Linked DNA regions of Homo sapiens: all the other regions are linked to region 4. A link is an interaction called in ENCODE POLR2A ChIA-PET data of the cell type or tissue named here. Cell type or tissue: MCF 10A. All regions are shown on one strand. Region 1 overlaps LOC100506446 (a long non-coding RNA gene). Region 2 holds the start of LINC01588 (long intergenic non-protein coding RNA 1588). Region 3 overlaps LINC01599 (long intergenic non-protein coding RNA 1599). Region 4 holds the start of LOC105378179 (a long non-coding RNA gene). Region 5 overlaps LINC01588 (long intergenic non-protein coding RNA 1588).

Region 1 (5,000 bases), 82 kb after region 4:
TTTAGGTAGATAAAATGCAGACATTTTCTAGGGATGGGGAGTGAGGGGTTAGAGATGAGACAAGACAGTGGATGAGTTTGGATTTAGACTTCTTTATTTAGGGGCCCTCTGGGACACCCAGGTGGATATGGCCAAAATGCACTTGGAGATGGTCCGGGACTCAGAAGACAGTTCAGGGCTAGAGATAAATATTTGGAATTACTAGCTTATAAGTAATATGTGAAACTGTGAGAATAGATGTAACATCCAAAGGAGGAAGCATAAGTTGAAAAAGGTTGATATTAAGGGCTGGGTAGAGAAAGATGATGTGAGTGGTCATAGAAACAGGAGATTTGGGGAAGAGCGCTGTTTTGGAAGTCAAGGCCAAGGTTGAGATAAGAGTCTGGCCATCAAGCAGTCACTGGCCTCAAAAAGCAATTTTGTGAGGCTGGGTGTGGTGGCTCATGCCTGTAATTCCAGCACTTTGATAGTCTGAGGCGGGCAGATCATTTGAAGTCAGGAGTTCGAGACCAGCCTAGCCAACATGGTGAAACACCATCTTTATTAAAAATACAAAAATTAGTGGGGCATGGTGATGGGCGCTTGTAATCCTAGCTACTCGGGAGGCTGAGGCAGGAGAATCGCTTGAACCTGGGAGGTGGAGGTTTCAGTGAGCTGAGATCACGTCACTGCACTCCAGCTTGGGTGACACAGTGAGACTCCATCTCAAAAAAAAAAAAGAACAATTCTGTGGAGTGGAGCAACTGAAAGCCACACTCCAGTGGGTTGAGGCACAAATAGCTGCTCAGGGAGATTGTCAGTGAGAAGGTGAGTAGACTGAGCAGTTTTTCATGATGGAGTGTTGACCATGTTTCTTAGGGAGAAAAGGAAGAGGGAGATTTGTAACAAGGGAAAGAACAGAGAAAGAAGGGAGTGGGGCCTATCGATGGCTTGAGGTTTCAGGGATGTGGGGATAGCATCAGGAGAGCAGTGGTGAGTCTAGGAGGAGGGTACACATTCCTTCAGCTGGAACAAAGAATGCAAGTGAAAATATAAGCTGGGCTGGGCACGGTGGCTCACACCTGTAATCCCAGCACTTTGGGAGGCCTAGGCAGGTGGATCAACCTGAGGTCAGGAGTTCGAGACCAGCCTGACCAAGATGGTGAAACCCTGTCTCTACTAAAAATACAACAAATAGCTGTGCGGGGTGGCAGGTGCCTGTAATCCCAGTTACTTGGGAGGCTGAGGCAGGAGGCAGGAGAATTGCTTGAACTCGGGAGGCAGAGGTTGCAGTGAGCTGAGATCATGCCATTGCACTCCAGCCTGGGCGACAGAGCGAGACTCCATCTCAAAAAAAAAAAAAAAAAAAAATTAGCTGGGTGTGGTGGCACATGCCTGTAGTCCCAGCTATCTGGGAAGCTGATATGGGAGGGTCGCTTGAGCCCAGGAGGTTGAAGCTGCAGTGAGCCAAGATTGCGCCACTGAACTCAAGAGTGATGAGACTCTGTCTCATAAAATAAATAAATAAATAAATAAATAATGGAAAAAGAAAAAATGTAAGTTGGGAGATAGAAAAATGGTGAGAGAGTTATCCTGATGCCCTCTTCTTTCTCAATGAAGCAAAAGGCTGGGTCACCGCCTGAGTGTGAAAGGAGTTTGGGAGCATCTTTAGAAATTAAAATATATGATGCACCTAGCTTTTGTGGACCCCATATATTACATTTCTTTTTTTTTTTTTTAGACAGAGTCTTGCTCTGTTACCCAAGCTGGAGTGCAGTGGCACGATCTCGGCTCACTGCAAACTTGCCTCCTGGGTGCAAGCAATTTTCGTGCTTCAGCCTCCTGAGTAGCTGGGGTTACAGGCGCCCTCCACCATGCCCAGCTAATTTTTGTATTTTTTAGTAGAGACGGGGTTTCACCATGTTGGCCAGGCTGGTCTTGAATCTTGACCTCAGGTGATCCGCCGGCCTCGGCCTCCCAAAATGTTGGGATACATTTCCATTTTGGAATCTAAGTCATTTTTCACTTTCTTCTGAACCCAAGAAACATAACGTGTAAGAGCCAACAGCTTATACCAAAAGTCATGCAAATGCTAAGGTCTCAGTCCTGCTTGGAAAACTCACCCTGGGAATTTCTGACCAGCTAAGAGTTTGCCTTCAGATGTGTCTCTTGGTCTAATATAGTAAATCTATGCCAACCTATGCAGGTTTTATTGATGTGAAGATTGATGGCTGAGTAATTTATACCTTAACTAACCTGATAAGTTGACTCACTCTTTGAGAATGTTGTATCTTCTATGGAGAGAGAGTGAGAACTCCTTGGGGTAGGGAGGTCCCCTGAGAACTGTTAGTGTTCCTGATGTAATAATATGTCTGAAAGCCTTTTATTATGGAGTGAGTGTGACAGTTAAGGAACGGAAAGAAAGAAATGTGAGTCACACAAAATCCCCATTCCAAGTTCTGTAGCCATTGTCAATCATATTCAGGAAAATGTTGTAAGGAACTTAAATATTATATACTCTATTTATATTTTATATAATCTTTATAAATGCTATATACTTTAGCTTCACCTCTGATGGAAAAAGAGACATATGTGTAGTTTCACTTTCCTCTTCTATTTTATTATGCTTGCACTAAATGAGGCAGAAACACCTTAGCAGAGTGATTGGCCATGAGGGAGGGGACATGGGAGGGGATGTCGGCTTCTGCAGTGCAGAGGAGCCCTCAGAATTTAAAATTTTGCTCTATTTTCCTTTGAGATGTCTTACCTTTGCCCCAGGTTTCCCATTTCAGAGCATAATGTGGAGCAGGCTCACCCTACACGGGCACAGAATTCTGCAGGAGCTTGCCTGTTCTTGTCCTGGCTCCACACCGCTCCTCAGGGTTGGGTACAAAGTAGCTTTCCAAACCTCAGGTATGACCAGCCAGAACCTGTTTATTGCTGGCCACTGGCCAACTTTGAGGGCACTGGTACTGTGGCTCCCAAGATCCTGCTAATGGGCATGTTCAGTTACACACAGGCTGGGGATGGCCAACAGTAGTACAGCCTGGAGGATTTTGCACTTCCTTTGGCTGAACTAACAACATGAGACCCTTAAATACAGATCAAGCTAAGTGAAAAAGTTAAGGAAAATTAAAACAAGAAGCATTGGAAAGATTTTGCCTTTACTTAAAATTCCCCAACATTTTCCTTTTAAAAGAAAATTAGCTAACCAGCTTTTAGTGGTCATTTATGGCTTATAAATACTTTCTAAGACTTTGTGTCACTTCCTGTTGCACAAATGGCAGGTTGGAATGTGCCCTTAGATCTCACCTAGTATTTCCCTTTCCAGAGCATCTGTCTCCTCTATCATTCCTGGATCCTGAAAAACCTCCAGAAGAAAGGAGATGCTTTTGCGAGACACAGATCCCAAGGCTCCCCCTACTCCAGTGCTACCAGATGTAAGAGAAGACCCCTTTCCTGCCTGGACCTATGCCACAGGCTGTATCTGTTCACCACACTCATCACCCAAAGCTGGAGAAGCAGCAAGGAGCAATCACAGATGTGGGGTGATGTGTCCCCACCATTGTCATGATCCTTTGGACGTATCTTCCTCCTGTACACTTGAGCAGATTTGGAGACAGTCTATGAACATGTTTTTTTCCCCTGTTTTTATCAAGTGTTCTCTGTTTTCTACTGAATCTTCAAACACAGCTTGTGTCTTATTTTCTGTTGGATGTATCGAGAATAGTATTTTCCCACTTCTGAAGAGCTTAAAAAATAGGCCATACTTCTGTTTTTCTGAGAATGTAGTTCTGCCTATAAGTGGGGAGATGAAAATAGCCTTCTAAATCTGTGGTCCTTAAGTTTATCTTCCCTCTTAACTTCACCAGGGAGCCAACAGCACCCATGTGCCTCAGGGTGGAGGTAAGAGTGAGAGATGAAGTGCAAAAGGTTGTTCAAACTTAAGTGCCTGGCAAGTCTTTTGGTCCCTGAGCCTGGGGAATTGCTATAGAAATCTAATCAGAGAAAGCAATCCAGGGCCAATGGGCAGGGCCAAGTACTGGGCAGGAATCAGGGTCATGGGTTACAAATTCATTTGAGAGTGAAATTATGAGCTTGCATAAAACTTTTATAGGGCTTGATCCTGGGAAATAGGTGAGTACCTTTACAAGGTAGTTAACTGAAAGCTGGAGTTTTCAAGACTTTAACGCTTTTTTCTTCTCCTTAAGTGGTTGGGAATGTGGTGGACATTTGTTAAGTGTGTTTATTTTTTGTTCAGCTTCCCTTCTTCCAATCACAGTTTTGGTGTGACACAGTATTCTACATTGTGTTCACGGCCAACCCCCTCCCTCTATTCAGGGACCTCCAGGGAATGGTGCAGGACTCAAGCTCAGCCAGTCAGAGCCTCCTTTCTGGACCTTGAATATCAAGGGAAGAAGCAGAGGGTGAAAAATAGTTCAGAGGACGCTAGTGGTGGCAGTGTCATCTGTGGGCAGCAGTGAGGTGCTGGCAGGGGCAGACTGTCCTGTGGAATGACCTGGGCCATGCTCCTCCGTGCCCATTCTCTCTTGGTTTCCAGCCATTTTCCTGATCCTTGTTCTCTAGCCCTCCCATCCATCTTGTGAACTATTCAGTATCCTTCTAATACATTCCAGCTTAAATCAAATTAGTCAGGGCTGGTTTCTGTTGCTTGCAACCAAGAATTATATTGGGCCATCTGATGTTCCTATCCTCAAATCTAAAGAGATGTTTCCAGTGTTGCTAGTTGGAGTCTACTTAGAATGGTCTGGCAGCAAGCATGGTATGTCCCTCTATGTGAAAGGAGCTGTACTTAGAGATTTTAAGACCAATCTAGAGTCTAGGGTTTCCAGCATGTTTCCCAAGTGGACCCAACTAATTTGATGTAGAGAGAAATTCCACTGAGTATGGACTCCAAATAGTCAATGTTTGTAGGTATGAAGCCCAAGCCACAAACCTAGGTGGCAAGAGATGGTGAGTTTCTTCATGTATTTAAATCAACTTAATTTCAACTTTACCTT
Region 2 (5,000 bases), 140 kb after region 4:
GTGGAGGTGGGGAGAGGAGCTTTTCCTCCTGGCTTTCCCACAAACACTGACTTCCATGCCTCTGGCCTGGAACCACATGTAACCAAAGCCATATGTTCAACTTGCGTTAATTAAATGGTGGCCTCAGCAACATTTCTGGTGCTGCTTCTGTTGCTTTGGCATTATGATGTCTTCAATATTTGTTACTGTGTGTCGTTTGTCATGTTTAACCCAGTGGCTCAGATTCTATTTGTTTGTAAAACTTAAATGTTGAGAGACTTCTGTTCTTGATTTTTTAGAAAATAAAAATTATTTTTGGTTTATTCCATGAGAACATATCTTCTATAGGTTGAACCTCCAAGGTTCTTCCTTCTTGATTTTTCTGGGAGATGACTGTAATTTTTTTTTTTTTTTGAGACGGAGTTTCGTTGCTGTTGCCCAGGCTGCTGGAGTGCAATGGTGCAATCTCAGCTCACCGCAACCTCCGCCTCCCGGGTTCAAGGAATTCTCCTGCCTCAGCCTCCCAAGTAGCCGGGACTACAAATGCGTGCCACCACGCCCAGCTAATTTTTGTATTTTTAGTAGAGATGGGGTTTCACCATGTTGGTTAAGCTGGTCTTGATCCACCTGCCTCAGCCTCCCAAAGTGCTGAGATTATAGGCGTAAGCCACTGTGCCTGGTGTAATCTTAACTGCTTTTTAGGAAATGGTGTAAGAAAAGGCTGTGCCATAAACTCAAAATCCTACTAATCCCCAGTTCTCAGCCCCAAACCGAAGAAAGATTACATTTCCAGTCCAGTTTCTAATCCCAAGTATCCATGCACCCAGGATGGCGGGAAAAGGGAAAAGGCGGTACCTTAAATGAGGGAAGGACATCTCAGTCTTGGCCAGTTCTTACTCTTCCCAGGGGCCACCCTCAAGCCCCACCCTGAGCAGGTAAGTGAGGCAGGCAGGCAGCCTGGGAGCATGTGTGGGAGGGAATCCAACGGTGTTCTCCAGGCTGCAAGAGCTGGGCAGACACAATCGTGCTGCAGCCCTGGCCTGTGTTTTTCTTTCCCACAAAGACCAACACCGGTGCTGCTGACATCATGACAGGTTTGATCATTTTTATTTTGCGGTGAGCGTGGTGTCATGGTGATGAAGAGTCCTGTGAGCTTGTGCAGGTCCCCTCAACTGCAGGCTGTCCAGGCTTCCTCCTCTACAGTAAAGACAAGGAGAATGGCTGCTTCCTAAGGTGATGGCGAGGTAGGATGAGGAGTGTAAACGGCCCACCCTGCTCCCAGTGGTAACTATGGGTATGATTTCCTTTTGGGAGAAGACAGAGATTGCCCTTCTGATCCTCCCAGCTGTAAATTTGGGCTGGGGCAACTTTTAGACACAAACAGGGCACTCCTGGCTACAGGGCCTCAATGTTTTCCTTGAGGTGGAGTATCTAGGCATTTCCCTGAGGTTTCTGATGCCTGGGCAGGGTGGGGTGGGGTGTGGCTGGTTCTGACAGCTGTTCCCCACCCAGCTTTGTGCCCTGGGGAGGGAGATCTACCTGCACATCCCGCTGCACTGGATCTGCAGGGAGCTGGGGCTGCCCTTGGACGCCTCAGGCACAGGCCCTCATCCTCTGCCTAACTGCTTTTTACACCCATCCCTTGAGTCCAGGGAGATTTTGCCACAATTTCAAAAAAGAAATGATTATTCAGAAGGCATTCTTCTATATATTTCCTTTTTTTTTTTTTTTGAGATGGAGTTTCGCTCTGTCACCAGGCTGGAGTGCAGTGGCATGATCGGCTCACTGCAACCTCCGCCTCATGGGTTCAAGCGATTCTCCTGCCTCAGCCTCCCGAGTAGCTGGGACTACAGGTGCATGCCACCACGCCCAGCTAATATTTTAATTTTTAGTAGAGATGGGGTTTCACCATGTTGGCCAGGATGGTCTTAATCTCTTGACCTCGTGATCTGCCCGCCTCAGCCTCCCAAAGTGCTGGGATTACAGGCATGAGCCACCGTGCCTGGCCACATTTCTGTATATCTTGCAAGCAGACACACTGTCTGTCTTTTATTTGATCATCTTTCCAAGGATGCTGGTATAGCATGTATGCTTGGAAAATAGAGATGCTGTTTCTCCAGAGAAAGGGGGAGCTTGCTTGCATTCTTCTATGTAGTTCTAAGGCCCCTGCTCCACTGTACAGCAAGTGGCCACACCCTTAGTGTCTTCCTTGCCTAACCCAGACCCTTACAGCACTCAGCTTGGAAAAGACCCTTGCAGCGCTCAGTTGGGTGCCATGATTATGCCTGTAATCCCAGCACTTAGGGAGGCCAAGGTGGGTGGGTCACTTGAGCCTGGGAGTTTGAGACCAGCCTGGGCACCATGGCAAAACGCCATCTCTAAAAAAAAAAAAAAAAAAAACCACAAAAATTAGCCAGGCATGAGGATGCACCTGTAGTCCCAGCTACTGGGGAGGTTGCTGCAGTGGGAGGATTGCCTGAACCCAGGGAGGTTGAGGCTGCAGTGGGCTGTGATTGTGCCACTGCACTCTATCTTGGGTGACAGAGTGAGACCCTGTCTCAAACGAAAACAAAATTTCAAAAAAAAAAAAAAGAATGCATTCTTGCCCTTAGAGGCTCCATCCTCACCTCCCTCTTCTGGTTTCTCTTCCTCTGTCTCTGCTGTGTGTGTCTTTAATAAAGAACACTGAAATTAGTGAGCCAGGTTTGCCTCCTGGGCAGGAATTATGAAATCCAGGTGGCCTTGGTTGTAATAGGGGGAAAAAAAAACCTTTATTTTGTCTGCTTAGTGTTGTCCTGGCTTTTCTTTGCATATTCCGTCCCCCTACCCCCAAACTCACTGTGCTGTTCTGGTGAGGCTGACCCCACCCAGATTCAGGACTGACCCAGGCCTGGCCAATCAACAAGGCCTTCAGGGACTGGTACGTGTCAGTTAAATGAGTCAGTCCCAGGACGCTTTGTATATATATGTATGTAATATTTGTAACTATTGGGAAAGTGTCTAGCTTTCCACAGGAACTTCTAACCTGTTCCAGTGTGACCCTAAGGATGCCGGTAGCCATCTTGCCACTCTCGGGAGAGGAAGAGCCACAGAGACAAGGCAACTCTGAGAGCTGAGTCCTGATGACCGGTCGAAGCACCCGAATTCAGCAGTATGTGAAGCCCCTGAACTTCCAGTTATATGTGCTGATGAATTATCTTTTTTGCTGAAGTCCATTTGAATTGGAGTTTATATCATTTGCAATTTAAAGAGAACTGATCACCAGCTGGCTCAAGTCTGAAGTATAAACTGGTTTCTAGCAATCAAAAGCAATGTGTGACCAGCACAGTGGCTCCAGCCTGTAATCCCAGCACTTTGAGAGGCTGAGGAGGGAGGATCACTTGAGGCCAGGAGTTTGAGACCAGCCTGGGCAACATAGCTGGACCCCATCTCTAAAAATACGTAAATTAAAAATAATTTTTTTTTTTTTGAGACGGAGTTTCACCTTTGTCACCCAAGCTGGAGTGCAATAGCACGCTCTCGGCTCACTGCAAATCTCCGCCTCTCGAGTTCAAGCAATTCTCCTGCCTCAGCCTCCGGAGTAGCTGGGATTACAGGCATGCACCACCACGCCCGGCTAATTTTTTTGTATTTTTAGTAGAGACAGGGTTTCACTACGTTGGCCAGGCTGTTCTCGAACTCCTGACCTCAGGTGATCCGCCTGCCTCAGCCTCCCAAAGTGCTGGGATTACAAGCATGAGCCGCCACACCCAGCCTAAAAATAAAATTTTTAAATAAAATAAAATTTTTAAAAAGCAAAGTATTTCCGCCGGGCATGGTAGCTCATGCCTGTAATCCCAGCATTTTGGGAGGCCGAGGCAGGCGAATCATGAGGTCAGGAGATCGAGACCATCCTGGCTAACACGGTGAAACTCCGTCTCTACTAAAAATACAAAAAATTAGCCGGGTGTGGTGGCGGCCACCTATAGTCCCAGCTACTCGGGAGGCTGAGGCAGGAGAATGGCTGGAACCTGGGAGGTGGAGCTTGCAGTAAGCTGAGATCATGCCACTGCACTCCAGTGTGGGCAACAGAGCGAGACTCTGTCTCAGAAAAAAAAAGTAAAAAAGAAAAGAAAAAAGAAAAAACACTGCCTTCCACTTTTTCCCTCTTTATTAAAACCATTCCCCTTCCTTCATCATAGCTAGGTGATCTGTCTCCACTGTGCTTTTAGCAACACGGCCTTGAAAAAGAGACTCTGAGAGACTCACTCCAGTCATGCAGAATTTTGGGACAATAGTGAGGTTTTCTCCCCAGGGATCCCTTCCATGTTTGAATTTCCCCACTCCAAGAGTTGTTCAGCAGAGGCCATGGGGACTGGCATCTGGATCCCGACCCACACTTACTCCAAGTTTTCCACTTTCGGAAGTCTCCCAATCTTCAGGCTGAAGTTGACTTCAGTGGGGCAGGCAACTGCATGCCCTACCTAGGTGCCAGTGAGAATTGGATTCAGCTTTTAAAGACCCTACTTTCTGCCTCCAAATGGTCTAAACAAAGATAGAAGTGTATTTCCTTCTCAGGTGAATGAAGTCTGGACTTAGTCTTCCTGAGGTTGTCATGAACCAGGATCTCTTTATCCTGCTTTCTCCCCATCCTCGGCGTTTGGCATAAACCTTCCATGACTCCTTTCCCTCCCCTCTTCTCTCCCCACACTGCACATGCCATGTCACTTACTTCATTGGCTGGAACACGGAGACTCCACCAGCGAGGGAGGCTGGAAAAGGCATTCTTCATTCTGAGTGCCAGTTTCATGTCGGGGGCCCATCACTAAGGAAGAAGAACAGAATGGATATTTGGGGGATACTAGGAGTTCTCTGACCTCTCATGCCACTCCGTGATGTGCCGCAGCAAAAATCCTCACTGGAATAGCTCCAGTGCTGGTGATGCCAATGAAGGCCACTGTGGAAAAGAAAAGAATAATTAATTCCAGACACATCAGTAAAGACACCCTCCTGTTATAAATGCTGAGAGAATGGCTTGGGAC
Region 3 (5,000 bases), 210 kb after region 4:
TACCTAGGAATCCAACTTACAAGGGATGTGAAGGACCTCTTCAAGGAGAACTACAAACCACTGCTCAATGAAATAAAAGAGGATACAAACAAATGGAAGAACATTCCATGCTCATGGATCGGAAGAATCAATATCGTGAAAATGGCCATACTCCCCAAGGTAATTTATAGATTCAATGCCATCCCCATCAAGCTACCAATGACTTTCTTCATAGAATTGGAAAAAACTACTTTAAAGTTCATATGGAACCAAAAAAGAGCCCGCATTGCCAAGTCAATCCTAAGCCAAAAGAACAAAGCTGGAGGCATCACGCTACCTGACTTCAAACTATACTGCAAGGCTACAGTAACCAAAACAGCATGGTACTGGTACCAAAAGAGAGATACAGACCAATGGAACAGAACAGAGCCCTCAGAAATAATACCACACATCTATGACTATCTGATCTTTGACAAACCTGACAAAAACAAGAAATGGGGAAAGGATTCCCTATTTAACAAATGGTGCTGGGAAAACTGGCTTGCCATATGTAGAAAGCTGAAACTGGATCCCTTCCTTACACCTTATACAAAAATTAATTCAAGATGGATTAAAGACTTAAGTGTTAGACCTAAAAACATAAAAACCCTAGAAGAAAACCTAGGCAATACCATTCAGGACATAGGCATGGGCAAGGACTTCATGTCTAAGACACCAAAAGCAATGGCAACAAAAGCCAAAATTGACAAATGGGATCTAATTAAACTAAAGAGCTTCTGCACAGCAAAAGAAACTACCATCACAGTGAACAGGCAACCTACAGAATGGGAGAAAATTTTTTCAATCTCCCCGTCTGACAAAGGGCTAATATCCAGAATCTACAAAGAACTCAAACAAATTTACAAGAAAAAAACAAGCAACCCCATCAACAAGTGGGCGAAGGATATGAACAGACACTTCTCAAAAGAAGACATTTATGCAGCCAACAGACACATGAAACAATGCTCATCATCACTGGCCATCAGAGAAATGCAAATCAAAACCACAATGAGATACCATCTCATACCAGTTAGAATGGCAATCATTAAAAAGTCAGGAAACAACAGGTGCTGGAGAGGATGTGGAGAAACAGGAGCACTTTTACACTGTTGGTGGGACTGCAAACTATTTCAACCATTGTGGAAGACAGTGTGGTGATTCCTCAGGGATCTAGAACTAGAAATACCATTTGACCCAGCCATCCCATTACTGGGTATATACCCAAAGTATTATAAATCATGCTGCTATAAAGACCCATGCACATGTATGTTTACTGTGGCACTATTCACAATAGCAAAGACTTGGAACCAACCCAAATGTCCAACAATGATAGACTGGATTAAGAAAATGTGGCACATATACACCATGGAATACTACGCAGCCATAAAAAATGATGAGTTCATGTCCTTTGTAGGGACATGGATGAAGCTGGAAACCATCATTCTCAGCAAACTATCCCAAGGACAAAAAACCAAACACCGCATGTTCTCACTCATAGGTGGGAACTGAACAATGAGAACACATGGACACAGGAAGGGGAACATCACACACTGGGGCCTGTTGTGGGGTTGGGGGAGGGGGGAGGGATAGCATTAGGAGATATACCTAATGTAAATGATGAGTTAATGGGTGCAGTACACCAACATGGCACACGTATACATAGGTAACAAGCCTGCACGTTGTGCACATGTACCCTAGAACTTAAGGTAAAATTAAAATATAAAAAAAAAAAAAAGAAAAGAAAATTCCTTCTCACTGAGAGCAAATTGGTGCAACCTCTTTGTGGCATATGCAAATATCAATTAAAATTTAGAATACAAATATTCTTTGACCTAACGATTCCAATTCTAGGATTTTTTTTCATAAATAATAACGAAACCAGTCCAAGACAAAAACACACGTGTGTAAATATTTATTTCAGCATTATCTGTAAGATGAGACCCAATAGAAATATTCTTTTTTTTTTCTTTTGAGATGGAGTCTTGCTCTGTCACCCAGGCTGGAGTGCAGTGGCGTGATCTCTGCTAACTGCAACCTCTGCATCCCAGGTTCAAGCAATTCTCCTGCTGCAGCCTCTCAAATAATTGGGATTATGGGCACCTGCCACCACACCCGGGTAATTTTTATATTTTTAGTACAGACAGGGTTTCACCATGTTGGCCAGGCTGGTCTTGAACTCCTGACCTCAGGTGATCTGCCTGCCTCAGCCTCCCATAGTGCTGGGATTACAGGCGTGAGCCACTGCACCTGGCCTAAAATATTCTTTAATATATGATAAATTTGTATACATCCAGGCCAGGTGCGGTGGATCACCTGAGGCGGGCAGATCACCTGAGGTCAGGAGTTCAAGCCCAGCCTGGCCAACATGGCGAAACCCTGTCTCTAATAAAAATACAAAAAAAAAAAAAAAAAAATAGCCCTGCATGGTGGCAGTTACCTTGTAATCCCAGCTACTTGGGAGGCTAAGGCAGGAGAATTGCTTGAACCCGGGAGGCAGAGGTTGCAGTGAGCCAAGATGGCTCCATTGCACTCCAGCTCTGGGCAAAAGAGTGAGACTCTGTCTCAAAAACAAACAACAACAACAAAAAACCTATTAATACTAAGCCTGGTGCTGGCTCCTTATGCCATTTATGGCCTAAAGAGCAGTGCTAGTTCCTGCTTTTCTTCCAGCAGCCATAAAGTAAGGGCTGAGCACTGGAGATTAGAAAATAAAAGATCCCACCCATGTTTCTGCAGAATTTCCAGACCAACAGTATGGTAGGGGTAGACTAGGGTGTTAAGCACCAAGAGGATTCAGCTGCATACACTTAACCTTGGCATAGTAATGTGATGAAATGCACACGTGCACAGGGAATGTTTAATAGTTCTTAGTCTCATAGGTTTGGTACCTGGACTCTCTCAAAAGGGTAGAGAATGGCTCTGAAGCCAGAATCAGAGATTTGGTCCCAATGCTGCTGTTTACTAGCTATTTGACCATGAATAAGCTACTCTTTGGTCTCAGTGTTCTTATCTGTAAATGGGATAATTCTAGCACCTATCTCCTAAGGTTGTTGTGAAGATTAAACAAATAAGTAAAATACATACCAAACGCTTGACCAATGCTAGACATTGCTATATATTTAAAAGCTATTCTATTTCAGAAAGAGAAAACAGTCCTATTTCCGCACAGCTGTGGCTCAAGCCTGTAATCCCAGCACTTTGGGAGGCCAAGGCAGGCAGATCACGAGGTCAGGAGATCAAGACCATCCTGGCCAACATGGTGAAACCCTGTCTCCACTAAAAATACAAAAATTAGCTGGGTATGGTGGCATATACCTGTAGTCCCAGCTACTTAGGAGGCTGAGGCAGGAGAATCGCTTGAACCTGGGAGGCAGAGTTTGCAATGAGCTGAGATCACACCACTGCACTCCAGCCTGGGTGACAGAGCGAGACTCTGTCTCAAAAAGAAAAAAAAAAAAAGAGCTTCAGAACTCTCACTCTTCCTCCTCTCTCCAAACACCCTGAGGCTATGAATTAAAATAACAGTCATGATCTTTGTCTCTGAAATTCTACAGAGGAGGAGTTTTCCTAAGCAGTGTTGTCTACTGCAACGCAAATTTTCTTGAACTATTCATTTTATCTCAAAATCATTTCTGAATCCCGCGGTCATTAATTTCAAATCCAGACTTGCCTTTGTATGTAATTCTATGTAGTATTTTCATTCATTTACAAAAGTTCGGGGGCCCACCGTGATGGCGCCGGTGGTCTCTGAAAAGATCCAACCAAGCACTTGGTCTAGTGTGCAGGAACTCCCATCTGCTGCTGCGTAAATAACTCGCAGCGGAGTTTCTAGGCTAAAAGCACAGCAGTTTCCCTACTGTGTAGGCATGATACAGGATTCCCGAACAGGAGGCCGTCGTGTGATCCAGAGCAAGCCCTCACTTGTCTGGAGCTCAGCTTCATCAGCTCTAAAACAAAGGGATTGAATTAAATGGCCTATTTTGTCCTTTCCAATTAAAAAGACTCTAAATATATAAGAACCCTGTCTCAGGAAGCTGAGCTCTTTCTTATACTATGCTGAAACAGCTCCCCCCGCCCACCCCAACCTTGCCACCATGCACTCAAGCACACAGAACCCGTGAAATAATAACAGCTCCCACTTACTGAGTGCAAAGTGCCGAGGGCTTTATATACGTCATTGCAATTAATCTTCACAGTAAATCTGTGAGGTTGCTACTAATTCTTCAGATGCCCAGAGAAGTCAAACTGAAGGCCTAAGTGGGAGCCTTGCTTCTTCTTTGTTAGACAGGAACCTGGCCGGATTTTTTGTGTTTGTTTGTTGGAGATAGGGTCTCGCTCTGTCGCCCAGGCTGGAGTGCACACTGCAGACTTGATCTCCTGAGCTCAAGCGATCCTCCTGCCTCAGCTTCCTGAGTACTGTAACTACAGGCCTGCACCACCATGCCCTGCTAATTTTTTACTTTTTGTAGAGACAGAGGCTCGCTATGTTGTCCAGGCTGGTCTTGAATTCCTGGGCTCAAGCAATCCTCCCGCCTTGGCCCCTAAAAGTGCTGGGATTACAGGCAGGAGCCACTGCACTGGGCCCTAGCCTAGATTATTAAAGTACCTGCTGGCTCTGTAACATCCTATAAATCTAGCTTCGTGGTCTTCTTCAGCTTTCCAAGTCAGCTACACCGGGGATGGGGGTCCAGGAACGTGGGATTCTTCCTGACGTGCAAGATGTGCAGTGATGTGCACCATCATCCTTGGATTCTACTTTTTGAATATGTTTTTTTTAGCCATGCTGGTTTTATTCATATAAAGCAGCACCCAAAGTGTTCTCCTGGAGCCTTTAAGAGCGTCCAGGACAAGCAGAGCTTCTGCACACTTGATTCCAAACCTCCTCCTTGCTCTCAAAAGGCCAGACACCTCCAGAGTTTCTCTCAGGAGAGAGACTGAGCGGAGTTCCCCTCCTGTGGGTGTTTGGCTTGCATCAGGCCGCT
Region 4 (5,000 bases):
GTATTCTTCTACAATCTGTATTTATATGCATACCTATTTTTATTTTTGTTATTTATTTATTTTTTGAGACGAAGTTTCGCTCCGCTTGCCCAAGCCAGAGTGCAATGGTGTGATCTCAGCTCATTGCAACCTCCGCCTCCTGGGTTCAAGTGATTCTCCTGCCTCAGCCTCCAGAGCAGCTGGGATTACAGGCACGTGCCACCATGCCCAGCTAATTTTTTGTATTTTTAGTAGAAACGGGGTTTCACCATGTTAGCCAGGCTGGTCTCGAACTCCTGATCTTAGGTGATCCACCCGCCTCAGCCTCCCAAAGTGCTGGGCTTACAGGCATGAGCCACCACGCCCGGCCATGCATACCTATTTTTATTATAATTATGTTGTAAATAAAACATCTGTGTCTTGCTTTTCTTTCCCACATGTTACTATGTTTTTGGTGGCAGTATAATCTTTTATTATTATTATTATTTGAGACAGAGTCTTGCTCTGTCTCCCAGGGTGGAGTGCAGTAGCGCGTCTCAGCTCACTGCAACCACCACCTTCCCAGTTCAAATGATTCTCCTGCTTTAGCCTCCTGAGTAGCTGGGACTACAGGCAGGCTTCACCACACCCAGCTAATTTTTGTATTTTTAGTAGAGATGGGGGTTTCACCATGTTGGCCAGGCTGGTCTCGAACTCCTGGCCTCAGGTGATCTGCCCGCCTCCCAAAGTGCCGGGATTACAGGTGTGAGCCACTGCTCCCGGCCAGGTGGCCCTATAATCTTTTGATTTGGTGCATCATAATTTATGACTATTTAAATTGAACCACTATCAGTCACACTAATCACTTTACTATTCTATATATTTCACCTTTATTGTTTTATGAATTAGTGATCGGCATAGTATCCAGTGCTAAGTCAGTTATGCACAACCTCGAATCAGCCGTTTGCTTTTTTTTTTTTTTTTTTTTTTTTTGAGACGGAGTCTCGCTCTGTCGCCAAAGCTGTAGTGCAGTGACGCGATCCCAGCTCACTGCAAGCTTCGGCTCCCGGGTTCACGCCATTCTCCTGCCTCAGCCTCTCGAGTAGCTAGCTGGGACTACAGGAGCCCGCCACCACGCCCAGCTTTTTTGTTTGTTTTTTCAGTAGAGACGGGGTTTCACCGTGTTAGCCAGGATGGTCTCGATCTCCTGACCTCGTGTTCCGCCCGCCTCGGCCTCCCAAAGTGCTGGGATTACAGGCGTGAGCCACCGCGCCCGGCCAGCCGTTTGCTTTTTTAACAGTGCAAAAAACAAGGCCGTGTCTGGCTATATGGGGCTTTGCTTGTTCAAAATGTAACCTCTATACGGCCGCGCGCAGTGGCTCACGCCTGTAATCCTAGCACTTTGTAAGGCCCCGGCAGGCGGATCACTTGAGGGCAGGAGTTCGAGGCCAGCCTGGCCAACATGGTGAAACCCCATCTCTACTAAAAATACAAAAATTAGCCTGGCCTGGTGGCGCGCGCCTGTAGTCCCAGTTATTCAGGAGGCTAAGGCAGGAGAATCGCTTGAACCCGGGAAGAGGAGGTTGCAGTAAGCCGAGACGTGCAACTGCATTCCAGTCTGGGCAAGACTCCGTCTCAAAAAAAAAAAAAAAAAAAGTAACCTGTATGAAAGTTAATTTTGTGGCACTGAACATTGGAGTAGATAATAACCTCATCTGAAATGGGATGTCTCAATCTGTCTACAAAAAACTCCATGCCATAGAGCTCAAAAGTTTGTAAATTAGTCCTTTGGAGACGTTAAAGAGCATGGAGTCATACGAAAAGGCTTTCTGCCCTGGTAAGGGAAGAAAGCTTGTGGGCAGGTTGAGTCTGGTCCTTGAGTTCTCAGCTCTCACCAGGGAAGGGGTACCAGACAAAGCTGAGGCTGAACTTGAGCCGCACAGGCCCTGATTGCTGGGCCGTGAGAGAACACCCGAGGAGGGGGCCCAACGCACCTGAAGAAAAGACGACGTGGAGGTCATAAACGACCAAGAGAAAGGGGCGCACCGCGGACACTATCGCCAGCCGGACCCCAGATCAAGAGAAATAGAAGAGGAGCCGGGGTCTCCAAACACTACAGGCTGGGGTCCCAGGGCAAGGGACTGGGCCGCCGGCGGAAGCGTCGGGGAGAGGCGGGACTGTCGGCGGGGTGTGGGAGAGGCGGGGCGTGGGAGAGGCGGGGCGTGGGAGAGGCGGGGCCACCAGCAAGTGGGCGGGCGGGAGGCGGGGCCGCAGTTGGGGTGTGGAAGAGGTGGGGCAGCCAGCAACTGGGAGGGGAGGGAGGCGGGGCCGCCGGCGGGGCGCGGTGAAGAGGCAGGCTGCCAGAGTGCCTGGCCGACAAATTACCCAGCGTGAGCTCGGTCACCTGGGTGTGGCGGTTCAACCCTGAGCTACGTCCTCCCACGGCGCCCGGAGTTTCCCCACCCTTGACACAATGCCTATTCGCAGCTCGCTGCAGCGGAGTCATCTACTGCTGCTGGCAGGATTTTCATTGCGACGGGTTGTTATGTGCATTTCAGGACATACCCCGTGGGTTGTCCCTGATTCAGTTACATTTAATAAACGAGCGGTGGATTAACCGGAATTACAGTTTGACAGAAAACACGTTTTCTTCTCGACAACACCCTGCGTGTAGGAAGAGCCTTTAATATGGTTGATACACAATATTTAATCGATCCAGAAACACATTTCTTGTGACAGGCTTTTAAATATCAGAATAAATCCTAAGAGTGAACAGTTGAAGTTACTTATCCAATGTTACACTGCTAGGCCTATAAATAAACTTGCGGGGTCTATTTTCTCCCATTTGAATATGCTTTGATTTCCATATGACAGTTCTGCCGAAATGTTTTGACATTTTAGATCTTAGTAGAACTCCATTACAACACGACTATTTATTACGTTGATTCTGATCTGACGTGTAATAAATCATGTCCCCAAACCAAAACTCCATACATTAATATCCTGATATTTAACACACTTTATCCAACTATTGATTCTATCTGTTCACACCAATGTGGTAAAAGCTTTATGTTGTATTTAATTTATTCATTTTGAAAATATTTAAAATGCTTCATTTTCATTAGCTAACTTTGAAGAGTGCTTCTTTTGTTTGGGGACTCTGTAGATTTAGGCTAATGTCACCATTCAGAATAATTGGCAAATTGATTTGCCTTTCTTTGACTTTCTATTCTCCAAGCTGATTATACGCTGAGGTTAACACATTTGAACTGGCCGGCCGGTTGGGTGGCTCACGCTTGTAATGCCAGCACTTTGGGAGGCGGAGGTGGGTGGATCACCTGAGGTGAGGAGTTCGAGACCAGCCTGGCCAACATGGTGAAACCCTGTCTCTACTAAAAATACAAAAAATTAACCGGGCGTGGTGGCGGGCGCCTGTAATCGCAGCTACCCGGGAGACAGAGGTTGCAGTGAGCCGCGGTCGCGCCATTGCACTCCAGCCTGGGCAATAAGAGCGAAACTCTGTCTCAAAAACAAATATATATGTGTGTGTATATATATATATATATATATATATATATATATATGTGTGTGTGTGTGTGTGTGTGTATATATATATACATATATATTTGAACGTGCCTAGATTGTGGTAGGAAAACAAATACTTTAAATTGCATACAGCTTTCACTGACTAAGGTAAGAGGATCAGGATAACATTATTTGCCTAAACCATTCATTTACTCATTCAACAAATAAGTATTGAGATCTGCTATGTGCTAGGTGTCCCAGTGTGTCAACTATTAGTTAATATGGGGGAAAAATAATAGTTTTGAGAATAAAAGTGTAAAAAATGAAACAATTTGCTTGACATGATGCAAACAGTTTAATCATATATAGGTTTATGTCTATTCATCTTGGACCTGGAAGAGAGGACATAATTTCTGAGTAGAAGAATGACTGGGTTAATGTCTAATTTTGCATGTCCTCTGGCCCCAGCCATGATTAGTATAAAAATCCTAGGGTTTCCCTAGGTCTAGGGGAAGATATTACTCTCCTCACCACCTCCACATAGAGTAATATCTTCCCCTAGACCTCCTCCCCTTATGAACAAATGGAGGAACATTGAGGCTGTAAATGGCCTTTTGAGGTTCATATGACAGTCTACTTTCACTTCTTTTATTTTAGAGGGGGAAATTTTAAGCTTTCATGGGTGTGGTTTAGACAGTTTTTAAATATTACTTTGTTGAGAGTTTATGATGTGGTGGTTGAACAAATAGCACCATAGGTACTTGCTAGGGGATACATTACACATACAGTATGTCATCACAATTCACATTGTTAATAATTAAAAATATATTCTGTTACACTATGGTTTATGTGTATGATTTTTTTTTTCCTGAGATGGAGTCTCACTCTGTTGCCCAGGCTGGAGTGCCGTGGCACGATCTCGGCTCACTGCAATCTCTGCCTCCTGGGTTCAAGCGATTCTCCTGCCTCAGCCTCCCGAGTAGCTGGGATTACAGACGTGCACCACTACGCCTGGCTAATTTTTTTTTTTTTTTTTGTCAGTAGAGACGGGGTTTCGCTATGTTGGCCAGGCTGGTCTCAAACTCCTAACCTGAAGTGAACCGCCTGCCTCGGCCTCCCAAAGTGCTGGGATTACAGGCGTGAGGCACCGTGACCAGGCAGTTTATGTGTATGATACATTTCTTTTTTGAGATAGAGTTTCACTCTTTTTGCCCAGGCTGGAGTGCAGTGGTGTGATCTTGGCTCAACTCAACCTCCACCTCCTGGGTTCAAGTGATTCTTCTGCCTCAGCCTCCTAAGTAGGTGGGATTACAGGCATGTACCACCACACCCAGCTAATTTTTTTTTTTTTTTTTGTATTTTTAGTAGAGACAGGGTTTCTCCATGTTGGTCAGGCTAGTCTCGAACTCCCAACCTCAGGTGATCCATCCGCCTAGGCCTTTCAAAGTGCTGGGATTACACGTGTGAGCCACCGCGCCCGGCCTATATGTATATTTTATGACCAAAGGAATTCACAC
Region 5 (5,000 bases), 130 kb after region 4:
TAATGATTTTTTAAGTTGGAGTGTGTTTGGATGAGGAGGGACAAGAAAACTGCTTCTGCAGGGGAGGTGGTCCCCACTGCAGCTTCATCTGTCCCTAGGCCACCTCCCTGCAGCCACCCCAGGCAGTCGTGCAGGACGTCATGTCCTGGCTGCTTTCCTCTGAGTCACAGAGCTCGCCACAGCACTTCTTCCTCCGCCTCTTACAGGCCTGGCCAGCCAGGAAGTCACAACCACAGCTAAGAGGTTCTGTGCTGAGCATCTACAGTAGCCCCCAAGTGAGGCCAGAGGTAGATGGTAATGGGTCTGAGGCTTGGGGCCATTTCACAGGACAATCATCTCTATACTTTTCATTTTGGTTTTAGAACTCTGTGGGATTTCTTTATCTCAAATGCCCTTATCAGTCTGCAGATCTCCTGAAGGCTCATCTGGTTTGCTAGGTCTTAGTCTGCTCAATACAGATGATAAGATAGTGGGTGAAACAAGAGGTTTGGTAACATAAGTTCCTGATGACATGAGTTGTACACAGTATATGTGCAATTTCTCAACACATGTTTGGCCTAAACACTTGCAAATACACCATCCTGAGCTAAGAGAGTGACTTTCTTTGATTTTTTTTTTCTTTAAGCAATGACACTAATCCAACAACAATCATTGGAGAATGCCTACTATTTTCCAGGCATTCTCACAAGACCACCAGATTCAATGTGAGAGATCCCCTGCCCTCTAGAGTTTTACAGGTTAATGGAAAGGGGTTTTTACCAAGAAGCGCAAATCCAAATTACTCGTTTCTTATGTTAGCAACTTCACCCTCAGGAGTAAGCAGCAGCAGCAGCCAAGGGGCACACAGAGCCACAGGCTAAACACGGTCCACAGCTTCCTGAAATCAAAGGGCTTCAAAGATTTGGAAGACACATTTCTTTTGATTTTTAAAGCAACCACACACCTATTCTGGAATAGTGTACAAAAATCACATAGGCCATCCCGACTCCTAACTGAATCCCCTCTTCCACCGTCAGAGGACGAGGGCACTTTTTGGCATGATGGAGAGAAGCGAGGGGGCAGGGGTGGCCAGAGAGACGGCTGGAGTGGAGGCGGGGGCACCAGCGTGGGGTGAAGGCAGAGGCACCACGGGAATGTAAATTGCAGGACGCATCCTGAGGCAGTGAGTGTTCGGGGCATTCTTGTGGGTGGTCACTTGGGCCCTAGATTAAAGGCAGAAACACAGAAATGCCTTGGGGGACGTTGTAAACTTCAACAGCTCTATCTGTTGTTTCAGGAATGAGGGAGAAACATTCACCAGAAGCTTCAGACTGGGAGGAGACAGAGTCTTTGAGGCAACCCAGGGGCTTCTTAGCTGCAGCTGTGTCTGCTTTGAAGTTCAGTCCACTCTCCCCAGGAAGCCAAGAGGCTCTCAAGTGCTTGCAGCAGAGAAGTTTCATAGAACAGAAAGAGCAGACAGAGGCACGCTGCGCCCTCCAGCACGGCTGCCTGGCAGGAAGCTTTGCTGAGTAACTTTGGTTTTAGTTGGAAACCTTCTGTCATGTTCCTGTCGGGGCAGTGTGGGGAGTGTGGGCTGCACTGTGGCGGGTGGGTTAGATTTCCTCCTTCCATGCAGTGGACAGGGATGTGGGATGGGGGCACGAAGCCATGGACAAGTGGATAACTGACCTTGAGAAGATGTAGAGGTCACCACAGAGGGTTTCCAACTCACGAAAGCATTTCTGCTATGGGAAGGACAAGGGACGCTGGCCTATGGAACAGGCCACCGGAGATTCCAGAGCAGAGCCCTGCCCAGGCCTCCAGACTTGTGGCTTTAATTATCCAGTTAGTCATAGGTTTACTGTCATCCAAGTTTAAGAAGCTTGACTGTGACCCATGTGCAAAAAAAGGTTGTTCAGGCTTTTTTTTTTTTTTTAAAGCCACTCTGGGCTGTTCAGCAGGCTGAGACAGGATCCCCAGAGCCCACCAGCCCTGCAGAAGTGGGGACTGCCTACCTGCACTTTTCTTTCTTAGGCACTTTTATCTTGAACACAGAGCCTCAGGCATTGGCCAGTCCGGTTAGTCTGGAAAAACTTGAGAGCCAACAGTTTATTTCTGCTCTGAGGGCAGTTTCACTAGCACAGAGCACATGGCGAGCAGAGCCCAGATTACAAGGCTGGGCGGGGCGGGGCGGGGGCGGGGGCGGGGGCGGGGGTGCAGGTGAGGTGCTTCGGCTCTGACGGGCGCTGGGCTGCTCACCCAGTTTTACATGGGAAGTGGTAGGGCCCTGTCTCCCCTGGCCCCTGCCCATGCCCCGGGAGAAATGGGTATGTTTGGGTGGTACCTTCCTGCATGGGCAGAGGCAGGTGATTGTATCGCCAGCCCTGGAGCTCAGCGTGCACAGCTTGGGCTTCCATTTGGAGGAACCTGATCCTTGGACTTGAACACTCTGCTCTTTGTGTTTTGCACAACAGGAGAGTCCTGCTCCTCGCTTAGCTCAGCACAGCGAGTCCCCTGGCTTCAGCTTCCCTCCTGAGCACCTGACGGTTGTCGGTTTACTGTGACTCACTGCCATTCTATCTGCCTGGGCTTATGTTTCCAGCATCTCACCAGAGCTGTTGTGACCCATCTCCTGGGCAAAGCCTTCCACGGAGAGGCTGCCGGGCCAGCAGGAGAGGAGACCCAATCCATCCATCAGCATTTGAATAATTCCATCCACACATACTTCTCTTCCAAACACCCGGGCTATTTTCCTTTCCCTGAGCCATGCAAGCCCAAGGAGCCAGCAGGGTTGCGTGCTCTCAGGAGTAGGACACGTCACATCAACTTGAGTGCTCCAGGAGCCCTGCCACAATGGTTTCTTTGTGAGATCATCTTTGCAGCGGTTTCCTGAAGCTCTGGCCTCCTTCCTGGTATCTTCACACATTCTAGGTGTTTCAATTCAGTAAAAACATAAGGGCCTTTTGACTGCTCACTCCTGCACTTCACACTGGGAAGGACACAGAAGTCCCCAGAGAGTGCCCTGGACGACAAAATGTAGTTCAGAGGTATCTAAGGTGGGTTCCACCCAAAAGGGTCCCACAAAGAAAGAATTCCAGGGCCAATTAAATTTGGGGATCTGCATAGTCCATCTCTCTCTTGGTGATTCAAAACATATATTTATATATATTAAAGGTTCTGAGAAGTCCTGTAAGTAAATCCTGTTCCACTTTTTAACCCACCATCTCCCAAACCCAGCATGATACTGATATCAGCATGCTACTCTTTTCATATAACACCTACTTATATATGAAGGAACTAATTGAGGTCTTTTGAGATATATTTTAGGAAATGATCTAACAGTGGTTTTTAACCTAAGGAAACACCTCACTAGAGAGTGCTTGGGCACAGGAGGTGGCATTTTGGGTTGTCACAAAGATGGGGAGGTGCTACTTGCATTTCATACATAGGGGTTGTGGGGGCAGGGGCAGCTAGTGCTGTTACAGTGATGATGCAATGCGGCCCCGTCCCAAGTGGGGTGGGGGGCACTGTCCTGCCCTAAATGCCCACAACTCTCCCCACGCCGCTCTCCCACCCCATTGAGAAGCAGTGGTTGGACCTACGCTCAGCATTGTGCTCCCAGGCCCTCTCTGCGGGTTCAAACGCCTCTTGATGTCCTCTTGGTCTCTGCCTCCTTGCTTCCTCTAGTTGGGATGCCTGCACGCTGGAGAGAGTTGGGTCTTTTGTGGCTTTTGTGGCTCTGGTCCCAGTAGGAGATGACAGACACAACCAGAGGGCAGGATTCCCTCGTTCCACGGTTCCATCTACTCTGGAGGCGAAAAAGGGGTGTGTGAAGTGGTCCCTGGGAATAAAGAGAAAGCTGCTCACCTTTCTGAAAAACTTTTCACCTCTCAGGGAAAGGGGACCTGAGAGAAGCCTAAGAGAAAACTCCTGATGCTTAGCCAACTCCTTGAGAAGGAAAGTGAGAATGGAGGCTGAAGCCCCTTCCATCCTTCCTGGTAAAGCAGCGGAGACGCCAACACCCACGATCTGCAACTCAAAGTCAAGGGATTCCGTGTCCCTGCTTGTGTCAACATAGAAAACGCCCATGGCAACGGGCAAGTGCGGCCTGAAATGGCAGAGTGTGTGTTTCACAAAACAGGGGTGGCTCACGGCTGCAGCCGCCCGGGGAGGTCCTGGCCTTGCCTTCGAGGGGCTGGTCCTCGGGGGGTGGATGCAGCTTTGCGGGGCTGGCTCCACGTCGCGCCGCGGCGGTTTGGGCTGGGGAGCAGCCCTGCAGGGAGGCGCCGCCGGGTGGGCCGCGGAGATAGCTGCAGGGCGGGGCCCCCGGGGGCGCGGGGACGCCCAGCGGCCGGATATCAGCTGCCACGCCCGCGTGGGCGGAGAAAAGAGCAATTTGACTTTGGACGGAGAGCTGAGATGCGGGGAGGAAATCCACCACCGGCCTCTGGCGACTCCTGTCCTGCGCGCAGGGGAGGCAGCGCAGCCCGTGAACACCCCCGAGCCCGGTGCGGGCCGAGCAGTTCTCCGCACCTCCGGTAAAGGTGCAGGACCGGGTGATGGTCTCTGCAGCAGTCAGAAGGCTCCTCTCCCAGCCCAGGAACGTCTGCAATAAATTGCTTCCATGTGCGGGCTTCCCGCTTCCTCTTTCTCTCTCAGGGTTAATGTGGGAAAAGGGAAGTGGCTTTTTTTTTTTTATTTTGAAAATTAGCTTTAGGGCAAAGTCCTGCCAAGTGTGTAGTTCAATACCCCATATTATAGGTGAGGACACTGAGCTCCAGAGAGATCAGATTCCAGGTCACACTGCTGGTGCGCCGCCAAACCAGGTGGAGAACGCTGGTGCCTCCGCTCCTTGGGCATTTTGACTCCGGCATTCATGATTGTTTTCCCTTCTTTAATACCCACTACAGCAAAAATTTTGTTGCTGTTTCCCTCTGTTAAGAATTATTAAAACTTGGAGGAGGGGAAGCAAAAAGTTCTTTCAATATTAAATTAAAGCACTGTCTAACGAGCCCATCTGA

What was found. Peaks named below come from ENCODE experiments on the same cell type or tissue, not always from the same donor. Only the 100,000 strongest peaks of a DNase experiment are listed, where the experiment ranks them.
Region 1: POLR2A ChIA-PET joins it to region 4 with 11 read pairs; 19 of 35 experiments call an interaction of 5 or more read pairs at or near these places.
Region 2: POLR2A ChIA-PET joins it to region 4 with 19 read pairs; 28 of 35 experiments call an interaction of 5 or more read pairs at or near these places.
Region 3: POLR2A ChIA-PET joins it to region 4 with 13 read pairs; 19 of 35 experiments call an interaction of 5 or more read pairs at or near these places.
Region 5: POLR2A ChIA-PET joins it to region 4 with 13 read pairs; 28 of 35 experiments call an interaction of 5 or more read pairs at or near these places.

The regions. Positions count from the first base shown.
Region 1 is chr14:49,948,160-49,953,159 of GRCh38, forward strand. The region is part of intron 2 of LOC100506446 (a long non-coding RNA gene); the gene reads right to left. Among named protein-coding and RNA genes, the nearest start is that of MIR6076, 16 kb to the right of the region's middle. In MCF 10A, no CTCF peak of the experiment used is centred here; DNase peaks (open chromatin) are centred at 2,342 and 2,892.
Region 2 is chr14:50,006,244-50,011,243 of GRCh38, forward strand. It overlaps LINC01588 (long intergenic non-protein coding RNA 1588), which reads right to left and starts at 1,277. Exons shown (of 4, transcript NR_126498.1): 1 at 1-1,277. LINC01599 (long intergenic non-protein coding RNA 1599) reads right to left here. Exons shown (of 9, transcript NR_131171.1): 7 at 4,691-4,783; 8 at 4,363-4,442; 9 at 1,070-1,176. RefSeq lists an enhancer at 3,115-3,615. In MCF 10A, a CTCF peak has its summit at 1,274; a DNase peak (open chromatin) is centred at 2,898.
Region 3 is chr14:50,078,259-50,083,258 of GRCh38, forward strand. All of the region lies in intron 2 of LINC01599 (long intergenic non-protein coding RNA 1599), which reads right to left. Among named protein-coding and RNA genes, the nearest start is that of LINC01599, 24 kb to the right of the region's middle. RefSeq lists enhancers at 4,602-4,661, 4,702-4,751, 4,882-5,000. In MCF 10A, no CTCF peak of the experiment used is centred here; no DNase peak of the experiment used is centred here.
Region 4 is chr14:49,866,034-49,871,033 of GRCh38, forward strand. It overlaps LOC105378179 (a long non-coding RNA gene), which reads right to left and starts at 2,137. Exons shown (of 3, transcript XR_943839.3): 1 at 1,953-2,137. RefSeq lists a silencer at 2,162-2,351. In MCF 10A, no CTCF peak of the experiment used is centred here; a DNase peak (open chromatin) is centred at 2,258.
Region 5 is chr14:49,999,168-50,004,167 of GRCh38, forward strand. All of the region lies in intron 1 of LINC01588 (long intergenic non-protein coding RNA 1588), which reads right to left. Among named protein-coding and RNA genes, the nearest start is that of LINC01588, 5.9 kb to the right of the region's middle. RefSeq lists enhancers at 936-1,583, 1,570-1,619, 2,600-2,649, 2,660-2,869 and silencers at 2,100-2,229, 3,931-4,444, 4,130-4,489. In MCF 10A, no CTCF peak of the experiment used is centred here; DNase peaks (open chromatin) are centred at 184, 1,844, 2,094, 2,514 and 3 weaker places.